2 separate regions of the Homo sapiens genome follow, and region 2 is linked to region 1. Evidence: chromatin loops called from intact Hi-C (ENCODE). Cell type or tissue: HCT116. All regions are shown on one strand. Links, peaks and the distances in the headings refer to the core of each region. The heading gives the core; the rest is flanking DNA. Region 1 overlaps LIAS (lipoic acid synthetase). Region 2 overlaps SMIM14 (small integral membrane protein 14).

The links. Peaks named below come from ENCODE experiments on the same cell type or tissue, not always from the same donor. Only the 100,000 strongest peaks of a DNase experiment are listed, where the experiment ranks them.
Region 2: it touches region 1 in a loop (4-fold over the local background); 10 of 110 quality-filtered maps call a loop at or near these places.

The regions. Positions count from the first base shown.
Region 1 is chr4:39,467,919-39,470,734 of GRCh38, forward strand. LIAS (lipoic acid synthetase) reads left to right here. Exons shown (of 11, transcript NM_006859.4): 8 at 2,101-2,246. Among named protein-coding and RNA genes, the nearest start is that of LIAS, 10 kb to the left of the region's middle. In HCT116, for the core only: CTCF peaks have their summits at 1,648 (motif pointing right) and 1,855; a DNase peak (open chromatin) is centred at 1,613; H3K27ac peaks cover 619 bases.
Region 2 is chr4:39,590,241-39,593,056 of GRCh38, forward strand. The region is part of intron 2 of SMIM14 (small integral membrane protein 14); the gene reads right to left. UGDH-AS1 (UGDH antisense RNA 1) reads left to right here. Exons shown (of 5, transcript NR_047679.1): 5 at 2,433-2,816. Among named protein-coding and RNA genes, the nearest start is that of SMIM14, 47 kb to the right of the region's middle. In HCT116, for the core only: a CTCF peak has its summit at 1,289; a DNase peak (open chromatin) is centred at 1,267.

The DNA of each region.
Region 1 (2,816 bases), core at 103-2,602:
ACTACATATTTGTATTTTTATATTTATAATATACTTAATTTTTATATTACAAACATTAAGATGTTAGTAACTCATATTACTAAGTTACTGTGTGTGTTTTAATACCCACAAATAATTAACATCTTTTTTCTTTTGTTTTAAAATAATATCATACTGCAAATTTCAATAAGTTGTTTGTTTCCCCCTCCCCACAAATAAAGTTTTCAAAGGAGGGAAAAAATTACACTAGAGCAATTGCTTTGGTTGTAATTCTAAAGAAAAGACTTCAAAAATATATTTGGCTGGATGCTGTGGCTCACGCCTGTAATCTCAGCACTTTGGGAGGCAGAGGCAGGCAGATTACCTGAGGTTGGGAGTTCGAGACCAGCCTGACCAACATGGAGAAACCCCGTCTCTACTAAAAATACAAGATAGCCAGGCGTGGTGGCACATGCCTGTAATCCCAGCTACTCGGTAGGCTGAAGCAGGAGAAGAATCACTTGAACTCGGGAGGCGGAGGTTGCAGTGAGGTGAGATTGCGCCATTGCACTCCAGCTTGGGCAAAAAGAGCGAAACTCCATCTAGAAAGAGAAAGGAAAAAAAAAATATATATATATATATATATTTTTTTATATTATATATATTCATATATATTTATATATATATATTCAGCACTAATATGTGTAATAAATGATGCAGAAGAAAAACTCGTGGCTCACGCCTATAATCCTAGCACTTTGGGAGGCCGAGGCGGGCGGATTACCTGAGGTTGGGAGTTCAAGACCAGTCTGGCCAACATGATGAAACCCCATCTCTACTAAATATACAAAAAATTTTAGCTAGGTGCAGACCTGTAATTCCAGCTACTCTGGAGGCTGAGGCAGGAGAATTGCTTGAACCCGGGAGGCGAAGGTTGCGGTGAGCCGAGATAGTGCCATGGTACTCCATCCTGGGCGACAGCAAAACTTTGTCTCAAAAAAAAAAAAAAAGAAAAAAACTCATATCATTCAGATGTACTTTTTAAAAAAAGTAGACACTATGCTTTCTTATTCCTAATAATTTCAGTAATTAAGACTAATCATTGGCAAGTAACACTGATGTAAGAAAAAAAGTAAGGATTGTTATCCACATCCATTCAAATTTTAGAAAAATGAACATTTTAAGCTTCGGGCAAGAGTAATATCATTTTTTTCTTTAATTTTAGCATTTAGCAGTGATTTTATTAGCTTCTACATATGATCTGTGTCATAGAGCCTGAAAGAAGTTACAGTAAACAATAACCACCATTTTCACTAAATCATAAACAGTAGAGACCATAACTTAATTTCAGTGGAGAAATTCTGTTAAAAAGTGATTTCTATAATGTCAGTTTCAGTTACTTTTAAGTTCATAAATTTGTTTCTTCTCTTTCCTGTTAACTAGTCTCCAATGAAAAACAATTACAGAAAATAAAGCTGCATTAGAATTGAAATGAAATCCAGTTTAACATCAGAAGCTTTCTGGCCTTTTGGCTTAAAGGATAAGTCATTTAAGCCATGGTGGTTTGGCCATTGTTGAAGTCTAGGACACAGCCTGTTCCAACCTCATCATGATACCACCACCAGTGGGTGCCAGTTTCCCTGGTTTCACTTAAAAACATGATCCTTTCCAGTGAAAATTCCAGAATCATGCATTTCTTTACCTAATATGTGGCAGTGTTGTATACTTACCAGCAGAGGGCAGCTTAGTCTTCAGAAAAGAAATGAACTTGAAAGTTTCAACCCTCTGACATGTGGGTTCAGCTTATTTTTTTCTTTGTTCAGTATGGAGACTCTCTTACTTCTGCTTTTTTTCCTTTCTCTTCTAATTTTTCGCTTCAGAATTCTGGTTTCTCAATGCATAAACTGAAGTAATTTCTTCCATTCTACTTTTCTCTGCCCCAGGCTTGAGATAGAACTAGGGAGCCCAGTGAGGCCTTTTCTTTCCTAAATTAACAGGCATCTGTGCATAAATGCTACCTTTGAACTATGTGATTTAAGATAATGTGCAGAATGTACTTCTCTGGTCTTTCAGGTTGCTTGCATAACTATGTACTTGGTTGAACTTGTAATTCTTGCTGACAACAGTCCTGCTGTTTTCCAGTAAGGTTCGTGATCCTCGGGCCAATTTTGATCAGTCCCTACGTGTACTGAAACATGCCAAGAAGGTTCAGCCTGATGTTATTTCTAAAACATCTATAATGTTGGGTTTAGGCGAGAATGATGAGCAAGTATATGCAACAATGAAAGGTAAAGAAATTGAAAAATGAAAAATCTTTCCCATGTAATTTGAGTAATAGCAGGAACCCACTCACTTTGAAGGCCCTTCTAAGAACAAAGAAAAGTATATGGTTATAGATGGCAGCATGAAAAGGAAACCAACTTGCACATGCACCCTCAAATCTAAAATACAAGTTAAAAAAAAAAAAGCAAAGGAAATAAATTTTCTTGGAATTTCATGGAGTGATATGCATGACGCTCAGGATACAAAATTTATATCCCATTTTATTCCCCATCCTTTGCATCCACTGAAAGCATGATTTCATCCACTTTTCTCATTCTATCATTGGACACTTTTGGAGAGCCAGCCTGGTACCAGGCACTGACAGTTCATAGATCAATGAGACTAATCCAGGCCTCTGAGAAAGAGCTTACTTGTAGCATTGTCACATAACATGGTGTGCTTTGGACTTTGCTGAACTTTAGTCCCGTAAGTCCATTTGCTTTGTGATTCTTGGACTTTTTAAACTTTGGAATTTCAAAGTTTTAATTTTAGCTGAGGACCCTTGGACTACTTGTAGTTATTTAGTGGTTCAAAGA
Region 2 (2,816 bases), core at 109-2,608, 120 kb after region 1:
CCGTCTCTACTAAAAATACAAAATTAGCTGGGCGTGGTGGCGCTTGCCTGTAATCCCAGCTACTCAGGAGGCTGAGGCAGGAGAATTGCTTGTGGAATTGAGGTGGAAGTTACGGTGACCCGAGAATGCGCCATTGCACTCCAGCCTGAGCAACAAGAGCAAAACTCTGCCTCAAAAAAAAAAAAGAATGATTCATGATTAGACGGGGATTTTGTGTAGGCAACTTTCTATACATATACTAGTATTCTACTACTACATCACTAAAAATCCATAGTTATCGGCTGGGCGTGGTGGCTCACGCCTGTAATCTCAGCACTTCGGGAGGCCAAGGTGGGCGGATCACCTAAGGTCAGGAGTTCGAGACCAGCATGGCCAACAAGGCGAAACCCCGTCTCTACTAAAAATACAAAAGTTAGCCGGGCGTGGTGGCAGGCGCCTGTAATCCCAGCTACTTGGGAGGCTGAGGCAGGAGAATTGCTTGAACCCAGGAGGCGTAGGTTGCTGTGAGCCCAGATTGCGCCATTGCACTCCCGCTTGGGAGACAGGGCAACACTCTGTCTCAAAAAAAAAAAAAAAAAATTCCATAGTTATCACGGGGCATATTCCTATATTAAATAACACAGAATTATATGTAACATGATGAAGATACCCAGATTGTCACTGAAAGAGACTCACCGTCTATCCTTATCTACCTTTTTAAGTCCTTTTAGGCAGTATTATAAAGCACTAAATCTCTAATTAAAGTACAGTTGTCCCTTGGTATCTGCAGGGGCTTGGTTCCAGGAACCCCCCTCAGATTCCAAATCCAGACACTCAAATCCCTTATATAAAATTGTATAGTATTTACATACAATCTATGAACATCCTCCCATAGACAAATTGTCTCTAGGTTACTTATAATACTTAATACAATGTACAGGCTATGTAAACAGTGGTTATGCTATTGTTTTATTATTTGTATTATTATTTTTTAAATATTTTTGATTTACAGTTGGCTAAATCCATGAATCCAGAGAGCACAGGTATGAAGGGCCAACTGTATTAGATTAGGAAAGAAAAAAGTCCGTGATATGAGATAATACCTCAATTTTTTAAGTGTTTCTGAACATTCCTGAGACAAGCAGAAGTATACATACACCTGGCAAAATGCAACTGCATTAAGAATAGTCTAACACTCGCTGTAACTCGGTGATGTAATTAAATCATAGAAAGGACCCATGCCAAGTAAGTAAGTAAAACCTTGTCACCAGCACCCCAAAACGGGCATTCTTTGTACTGCAATCATATCAGTCTTGAACTTGAACACTGTTAGTTTATAATATGTACTTTTTTTTTGAGACAGTCTCCCTCTGTCACGCAGGATGGAGTGCAGTGGTGTGATATCAGATCACTGCAACCTCCACCTCCCAGACTCAAGTGATTCTCATGTCTCAGCCTCCCAAGTAGCTGGGATTACAGGCACCCACCACCAGGCCCAGCTAATTTTTGTATTTTTAGTAGAGACTACTACCAACAGGGTTTCACCATGTTGGCCAGGTTGGTCTCAAACTCCTGGCCTCAAATGATCTGCCTGCCTCAGCCTCCCAAAGTGCTGGGATTACAGGCGTAAGCCACCCCACCCGGCCCTATAATGTGTACTTTAAAATAACCCTATAATAACATAGTCAGAGAAGCTTAGTGAGGTGGCTCACGACTGTAATCTTAGCACTTAAGGAGGGTGGAACAGGAGGAAGCTTGAGGCTAGGTGTGTGAGACCAGCGTAGGCAACACAGTGAGACCCCATCTCTACAAAAAAAAATACAAAAATTAGCCAGGCACAATGGTGTGTACCTGTAGAACCAGCTACTCTGGAGACTGAGGTGGGAGGATCGCTTGAGCCCAGGAGTTCAAGGCTGCAGTGATCTATTACACCACTCCACTCCAGCCTAGATGATACAATGAGACCCTGTCTCTTAAAATAAAAATAAAGGAAAAATATAGATAGATAGACAGATAGATAGATAGTCACAGAGATGGTCATTTGCCTCTTTTTTTTTTTTTTTTTTTAAGACAGGGTCTCACTTTGTTGCTCAGGCTGGTTTCTAAATCCTGCCTTTAAACAATCCTCCCGCCTCTGCCTCCGAAAGTGCTGAGATTATGAGCATGAGCCCAGCCAGATTTATAGTCTTTGTACTAAAACTTATATATAACCAGTGATGAGGCAGTAGTAAGAGAAGTTCCAACTGCTGTTAGTGCCCATAAAGCTTTATGAGAGGATACTTTTCTTCTATTTTTATAGATTTTTTAAAACATTCTGATGAGAACAAATCCTACCAATTTATAAATCAAGGTAATGAGAAGTTTTATTAAGAATTATTGAACAGCTACATTGTAGTGTACATTTTCTTTTCAAATCATATAACTATGGTGCATTTAAAGATTTTCTTCTTCAGAAAAGAGAGAAGAATCAAATAGACGCAATAAAAAATGATAAAGGGGATATCACCACCAATCCCACAGAAATACAAACTATCATCAGAGAATACTACAAACGCCTCTACGCAAAGAAACTAGAAAATCTAGAAGAAATGGTTAAATTCCTCGACACATACACCCTCCCAAGACTAAACCAGGAAGAAGTTGACTCTCTGAATAGACCAATAACAGGCTCTGAAATTGTGGCAATAATTAATAGCTTACCAACCAAAAAGAGTCCAGGACCAGATGGATTCACAGCCGAATTCTACCAGAGGTACAAGGAGGAACTGGTACCATTCCTTCTGAAACTATTCCAATCAATAGAAAAAGAGGGAATCCTCCCTAACTCATTTTATGAG